Linked DNA regions of Homo sapiens: region 2 is linked to region 1. Evidence: read pairs that join two places in POLR2A ChIA-PET (ENCODE). Cell type or tissue: PC-9. All regions are shown on one strand.

Evidence for each region. Peaks named below come from ENCODE experiments on the same cell type or tissue, not always from the same donor. Only the 100,000 strongest peaks of a DNase experiment are listed, where the experiment ranks them.
Region 2: POLR2A ChIA-PET joins it to region 1 with 5 read pairs; 2 of 35 experiments call an interaction of 5 or more read pairs at or near these places.

What each region holds. Positions count from the first base shown.
Region 1 is chr14:34,102,896-34,106,895 of GRCh38, reverse strand. All of the region lies in intron 4 of LOC102724945 (a long non-coding RNA gene), which reads left to right. Among named protein-coding and RNA genes, the nearest start is that of EGLN3-AS1, 65 kb to the right of the region's middle. In PC-9, no CTCF peak of the experiment used is centred here; no DNase peak of the experiment used is centred here.
Region 2 is chr14:33,996,054-34,000,053 of GRCh38, reverse strand. The region is part of intron 5 of LOC102724945 (a long non-coding RNA gene); the gene reads left to right. Among named protein-coding and RNA genes, the nearest start is that of EGLN3-AS1, 42 kb to the left of the region's middle. In PC-9, no CTCF peak of the experiment used is centred here; a DNase peak (open chromatin) is centred at 2,293; H3K27ac peaks cover 1,521 bases.

The DNA.
Region 1 (4,000 bases):
GGGGAAAATCTCTAGTCTTTGGAACAAGGAGGTAAAATGTGGGTGTGTAATAGACCCACATGCCAAAAATTTGCTCCTTTCTTAAACTTTGGTAACGCTGCTTAATTTTTATGTAGTTTAGTCTTTTACATCTACTAGGGCTGCTATCACCTATATAAGTGCCATGAAATTAAGATTTGGAGCAGCCTACTTCTCCACCAACACAGATTCTCTACTTGAGAATTTTCCCTCCTGTCTTTAGGCAAAAGCAAATGCTTATATCAAGGCTGGTGGCTCTTTATTCAGGCATTTGGATCCTTAAACACCGTAAACTAAAGCATGCCCTGAAGCATAGGGTATGATAAACACAAGTGTTTTTGCTATCAGGACGTGCAATCCTGTTCCTACATGCTCCACGTAATTGGACAGCAAACAGTGCTCCTTTTCTTCCTTATGATCCCCTGTATTGCTGTGGAAATTGGAGTAAAATGTGATAATTGGAATGATCGTGCACTTAACATTCCTGAGCTCAGCAATGATAAGAAAAGGGTAGCAGTCTCTTTGTGATTTTTATGAACAGGAGTAAAACCTGGGATGTGTAGTGGCCAGTTTTAGTAGTTGGTACCAGGTGCTATACGGTTAATTTTTTGAAAAGACACATTTACCAGTGAACTTCTATACTGACAAATTTCAAATAACTGTTTCATCTGCCTTTGTTGAAAAAGGGGCTTGTCAGTGCTCTTAGGGACTCCATCATGTGTGGTGTTCTAAGTGGGCAATGCACTACTTAGAAGAGTCTACAAGGCAAAGACACTGGCTGTTGAGTTTTTTGGCTGCCTCCCCCTGCCCTAGCCCTAAAGATCGAATCCAGGACCACCTGTCTAATTTGTGGGGCTCACTGCAAAATGAAAATGCAGGGCTCCTTATTTTAAAGAAATTAAGAATTTCAAGACAACAACAGAACAAGGGTCTCTGTGTGGCTCACAGTTCCCATGCTCATGAAGGCAGTCCTGGCTCTGATCTTAAATAAGAAGTGGGATAAGAGAAGTTCCCTAATTCTCTCTGGCATAGTTTACAGTGTGTGCCAAATACTCGTGGGGAAGAGGTGATGTTTCACTGAGGGCCCAGGGATGCCTTCTTCCAGCTCCTGGTGAAGAGGAGAGAGAGAAGCCCGAAGTGAATGACTGGGTTACCTTCAAGATCCTTTCTGTTCCTCAGAGTCTGTAACTTAAAAGCCCTTATCCTGAAGGGACTCTAATTCTAAGATGCTGTGCTTTTCTTCCCTACTCTTCACAAACTGAGAACTGCAGCTTTACCACTTATTAACTATCGTGACCTAGGGCTGGTGACTTGTTGTCTCTGTGCCTCAGTTTCCTCATTTGTAAAATGGAGGTAATAGTACTTAACTCATGGAGCGGTTGTGAGGATTGAACTAAACAACTCATGTAAAGTGCTCAGTAGCGTCCAGGTGCATGGTCAGCTTTCAGTAAAGAGTGATCATTATTGCTATTATTGTGATAAACCCTTGCTTTTGGAAAAGCTTGTATATGAGAAAAAGGCCCTGGGGTGACAATTCGGTTGAAGGCATATGCTACCCCAATAGACCTTTCCTAATTCTTTTTTCTCCAGCTTACCTCCTCTTAAATGTAGAATCTTTTGAATATGATGAAAGTCCACACACTAACAAAGCCACTGCTGCCAGCAAGGTCACCCAAGGAGAAGCAGCCTTGTCCTCTGGGCGTGCAGAATTGCATGCATTTATGCAGACACTCTAGAGGCTTGTACGGCTGTGCTGAACCTCCATGTAGGTTTGTCTCACTGCCTCATTCCAATCCAGGCAGAGGGAGTCTGTTAAATTCACAACTCAGCTTAGAAGGGTCATCAGGATTCATTTGTTGGAATTGCTGGTGACATCTGAAGCTTTCATAGAAGAGCTTGTTCTTTCCAGAAGAGTATAGAGTTCCTGTCAGTTACTGCTTCCTCCTCTGGCCTCACAGAATAAGGCTGGGGGCGAGCCAGGTCAGTGCAGTATTTTAGGGCAGTAGGCCATCTCTTTATGTGGAACCTTTCTAATATCCACACTCTGGACTGAAAGACTCCCTTAGACCTGGAAAAGCCCCTCTCCCACTCCTCAAACGTTTACTGCATGTGAAAGTGTAGCTCAGCCCCTATCCTTGGTGCTCTCTGTGGGTCTGGCTTCTCTGCCTCCAGATGGTTCAGGCTGCAGTCTGGAATGTTCTATTTCAGCAAACGGAGCATGTTGTTACATTATCTGCACTTTTGCTTTCATCTTGGGGTGGATGACTGAGTATGGACTTGGAGGTTTTGCGCCATAGATTTGTAGTAATAAAAAGAAAACTGACCTTCGTGGAGCAGTTTCTGGGCTCCTGGCACTGTACTAAGGTGGCTGTTATTTATTCTTAGAAGGTGGAAATTATTATCCCATTTTTTTGTAGATGAAGAAACAGAGGTTGTTTTAATATATTGCCCAAGTGCACATAGCTGATAAGTGGCAAAACCAGCATTTAGGAGAAACAACTAAGAATAAATATCAGGATAGTGCCAGGGACATGGGTAGAGAAGGCCTGATAGAATCCTGTAACACAAGGACTAAGGGAAGGTGTAAAGACCAGCTCTCTAAAAACCTGGAAGTAAGAACAGCCAAGCCAGATACATCTCCCGCAACATGTCGTTGAGGCATCCTGGTAAATGGGGTGGGAACTGCCCCAGCATGGATGGCTCCTGTGTCCCCCTGGGAAGCAGCACATGAGCTGGTGGAGAGTCCTTGGGCAGGTGTGTGTTGCAGCAGACCTGACCATGCCACTTGGAAACAAGGTTCATGCTGCTTTACAAGAGGCCTCCAGACTCACTCCAGACCTCTCCCATTAATGGGGATGGTGTCCCATAGCTCCTGATGTCCTGTATGGTGGGTGGGTTGGACTAGGGAGCTGATAGGGCTGCTCCAGGTAGGATTCCTTAGCAATGAGCTGCTTAGGTCTACAAACACAGGGACTCACACTTGTATTTCAATGCTTCATGGTTATCCCAGGGTAGGGATGAGCTTGGTAGAGGGCAGGAACATCAGTGGGACTTAAGGGTGACAGCCAGCCACCTATCCCTGACCTTCTTTATTACGACAATTCTCTTTGATATACACCATTCATACTACCAGGTAGCTCATATTGTAAGTTTTAATTTCACTTTTATTTGTGTGATTCTTGATTACTGTCTATATCTTCCAATCCATGTCTGCTTTTACTCATCATTGATTCCCAGTACCTCATACACTGCCTGCCACCTATAGTGGGTATTCAAATAAGTATTTTTTAATTGATTAATTAATGAATGAAAAGAAGTTCTGGAAGTGTGAGAAATTGAAAAAGTGCTTCGGAAGTAGTTGAGTGCTGCCTTTCCTGACTCTGCTGATTAAGTATGTGACAGATACCACAATTATCAGCATTCCAGATAAGAATCCAGAGAATGCTATCTTTGGCAGTGTCAGAAATGCAAGCTTTGTTCCTCTTCACTTGCTGGGAATGCATTAGTCTTTGGATGAAAGGAGGCGTTGGGGCAGTCAATATGCCCTTTGGCTCTGGCTCGGGATTTATCAGTCACAGTTCCCCCATTGAAAGCATGAGGGTCATCAGGGACTAGCCAAAGTAAGAAAAATAGAACTTCAATCTCTGCATGGGGATCTCAGGTCAAGGCAAAAATCTCGGAGAGGCTGAGAGCAAAAAGATCTGTATGATTTGAGGGGATCAGAAAGCCCAGCTTGACCCCAACTACTCTCTTATTAGCCTGCTTGGAGGGTTGGAAATTATTGTGTTTAGGAATTTCTCTTTGGGTTAAGGTTTTGATTCTTGAAAAACTCTATAATAAAACATTTTCCTGGGTAAAGTGCTGCTTTTACCCAGTTCCCACCCCATTTACCAGGATGCCTCAATGACATGTTGTGGGAGATGTATCTGGCTCGGCTATTCTTACTTCCATGTGTGAAGTCATTACCATGAGCATGGTAGCA
Region 2 (4,000 bases), 110 kb after region 1:
TGTGGTATTTTTTAACAAGGACTAAATTTGGTTTGCTATATTGGTCTATCATCTGGGCTTTGTTTTAAAGCCCTGACTCACAGTTGAACATTGTACAGAAAGACCACACTACTATTTCTAGACTGGTATCTTGGTACAACGGGCTTGATGTCAGCCAGAGAAGTTGAGGAAGGTGAAATGGACTTGTGGAAGTATAACTTTCTCTCTTGTTTTAAAAAATCTTTATTGAAATATAATTTACATACCACACAATTCACCCATTTAGGATATACAGTACAACAGATAAGAGTTGTGTAATTATCACCACAATTAATTTTAGAACATTTCATTATCCCCAAAAGAAATCTTGTACCTACTAGCAATCAATCCCATTTCCCCTCCTCTATTTTCCCAGCCCATTAATCTACTTTCTATCTCTATAAATTTGCCCATTCTGGGCATTTCATATAAATGAAATCATGCAGTTTTTCGTGACTTTTTTCACTTGCATAATGTTTTCAAGGTTCATCCATATTATAGCCTGTGTCAATACTTCATTCCTTTTTTTTTTTTTTTTTGAGATGGAGTTTTGCTCTTGTTGCCTAGGCTGGAGTGCAATGGTGCGATCTCAGCTCACTGCAACCTCCACTTCCTGGGTTCAAGTGATTCTCCTGCCTCAGCCTCCAGAGTAGCTGGGATTACAGGCATGCGCCACTATGCCTGGCTAATTTTGTATTTTTAGTAGAGACGGGGTTTTTCCATGTTGGTCAGGCTGGTCTCAACCTCCCAACCTCAGGTGATCCACCTGCCTCAGCCTCCCAAAGGGCTGGGATTACAGGCGTGAGCCACCGTGCCTGGCCACTTCATTCCTTTTTGTAGCTTAATAATATTTCACTGTTTGAATTACATTTTTGTTTACCCATTTATCAGTTGATGAACATTTGGATTATTTCTACTGTTTGGCTATATGAATGACGCTACTATGAACACTTGTGTACATGCTTTTGTGTATATGTAAGCTTTCATTCTTTTGGGTATATACGTAGGAGTGGAATTGCCAGGCCATATGATAACCCCATGTTTAACACTTTGAGGGACTGCCAGACTATTTTCTAGAGTGGTTGCATCATTTTACATTCCCACCAGCAGTGTATGAAGGTTCCAGTTTCTCAACATCTTCACCAACATTTGTTACTGTGACTGTGACTCTTTGTCTGTGACCTCTCCATTGGAATCCTCAGGCATCTCCATTTCTTCTCCATTCTGCCACTTCCTTTGACCTGGCACATCCTCTGTAACACCAGCAATTTGTATCACTTTCACAATACTCTGGATATATGTCTTGGTGATTAAATGCAAACTGCTTTTCTTACTGAAAAAACTTTACTTCCCAATGGATAAAAGTGAAGGAAGCTAAGTGATATAGGAAGTTCCATAACTCATTCGTCTTCCCCTCATTCTGCAATGAGAAGCTAATGTTGGAGATTAAATAATGGACTTTGTTGATTTCAGTGTGTCTGCTGCTGAATGTGTAAATTCATCCTTTCTCAGATAGTCAGACACAACTAGCTAAGTAGCATCCTAAGTAAAAGTGGTAACATGAGTAATTCTGCCGGGAAATAAGGTCAACCTTTTCAGCCTTTTCTCATGAGATCTGGACTGTGAGCAAGGAGTAAAGAGCTACATAAACCTTGCACCTCAAATAACACTGAAGCTCTGTCCTCCTTGTTCCCTCTAATGCCTGAGCATCCAAGAAATGAAATATAGGACTAGAGATTTTTTTAAATAACCTGGATTTTGTAGAAAGAAAGATCATAATACATTAAGTAAAATATGGTTCCCATGTAAAATTATTCTTTCAAAAACTAGGAATTATATAAATACATGAAATCAGGATATATACAAAGGAGTTAGTAGTGATTTTTATTCCTTAACTGGTGGTTGAATAAGTGAGTGTTAAATTTTTTGCTTTCTTCACCTATATTTTTAACTTTTTTCTACAATGAACATATATTACATTGTAATAAGAAAAAGTTAATTTGTAAGTTGTATTTCTGATGCTTATATTGAATTACAAGACACAGTTTTTTTTCTACCTTGCAATAAATTATTAGGATGAAGAATAAATTTGGTTAGGAAACTAGACAATTATTTCAAGGTTTGTTCCAGCTCCCGAGGCTTTATGAGGTTACCATCAAATTTGGTCAGCAAAATAGATGGCAAACCATGACACAGCACAAATCATATTCTTTAGGACTCTTAAAATTGTATCAGAAACCACTAAAACTAGCTTAGCAGCATTTCTTGTAAGAATACAGACAGGGCTGATAGCCGGTTGCACTTGCTTGGGGATACTGGTTGTTTACATTGTAAAATACCTCTGTTCCTATTACTCTGACACCCCCAAATGCCTCCTGTCTGCCTCAGCCACTTGGGGATTTCTCAGGCTCTCTGTACTTCATGGCAAAAGAGGGAACGTGTGGAATGGCAGTGGACTTCTAGAACCATGTACCAGGTGTCTGGCCCTGTCTGTTCTAATTTTCTCCCCCAGTTTCATATTAACTATTTTGAATATCACCCTCAGAATGCATGGGTATCTCATGGAATCCAAGGGCAAAGATTTAGCTGGGCCTCCTGAAGGGACTAGACCCAGACTCTCGGGGGCTGTCAGGCTTCTCCTTATTTCTCATCTCTGTGCGTCTGCTCCATCCTCTCTTATTGCCTTTTCTGCCTTGAAGTTCACATGACAGAAATATGACCTACAGCTCTCAGAATTGTCATTTGACAGGTCTGGCCGTTTGGAAAGAGAATGATCTTCTTCTTCCCTCCCTCCCTTCCTATTTCAAATGTCCAGGGAAGAAACTGAATGCCAGTCATGTGCCCACTCCTGTACCAAACCTCTATGACCCTATGGGAAGAGGGGATCACATTGCCCAACCATGGCTTTTCCAATTATAATCATATGAATAGAGGGGGTGAACAATTCCAGATAAAATGAGGGAGCTTTTCCAGAAATTATGGAGTGGAGCACAAATATAATCATGTCCTTGCCTAGCACGTAGCTATCTCTCAACCTTCCTTTAATTGGGGCTTCTTTATCCAACAATCTTAACACTCCATGAAAGAGTCTCTGAATAGCCATATATCAAAGCTTATAATTTTGCATATAGAATTGTATATAGAAAAGTACCTAGCACAAAAGTTTTAAACTCTTATTTTACACAACTTGCTTATTAGGCTCTATGTCCAAGGCAAATCAGAAGTAGAATTAAAGAGGAGTGGTAAGAAAGGCAGGCTTGCTGAGCCTGGATGGCATATGAGTGTGAGTGGGTGTGTGATTGAGTGTGTGTGTGTGTGAGAGAGTGTGTGTGTGGGTGAGTGCGTATGCGACTGTGTGTGTGTATGCGAGTGTGTGTGTATGCGAGTGTGTGTGAGTGTGTGAGTGTGTGTGTGTGAGTGTGTATGCGTGTGTGTGTCTGTGAGCGCTCATGCGTGCACATCTTCAGTCATGTGCCCACTCCTGTACCAAACATTTATGGTCCTATGTGGGAGCAGATCATATTTCCCAATTACGGCTTTTTCCATTATGACCACATGGATGAAGTGGGTATATAGTTTCATACACACAAACACACACACACCACACACACACCCTGATACATAAATTCAGGAATAATGATTCAGCAATGCAAAAGGCAAAAATCGTATCTGAGGCCATTTTTCCATACCAATAATTAGAAATTTAAATAATCTATGAAGTAATAAAGTAAGTTAGCATATAATTATTGATATTTATTTTAATAACTAGAACCCTCCATTTTAAAAGTGAAATTATGTTGAATATATCCTGTTTAAGAAGGCAGAGAAAATTTTAATGCATTGATGAAAGAGAGTAATGGTAAATGTAGAAATACAGGGATACTTGATATCTAAGCTTTAGCTAGCTGGAAAGTTATTGAAAAAACTTGATAAGCTTTTGCTAGCTGGAAAATTATTATTCAGCAATGCTAGATCTTAGACA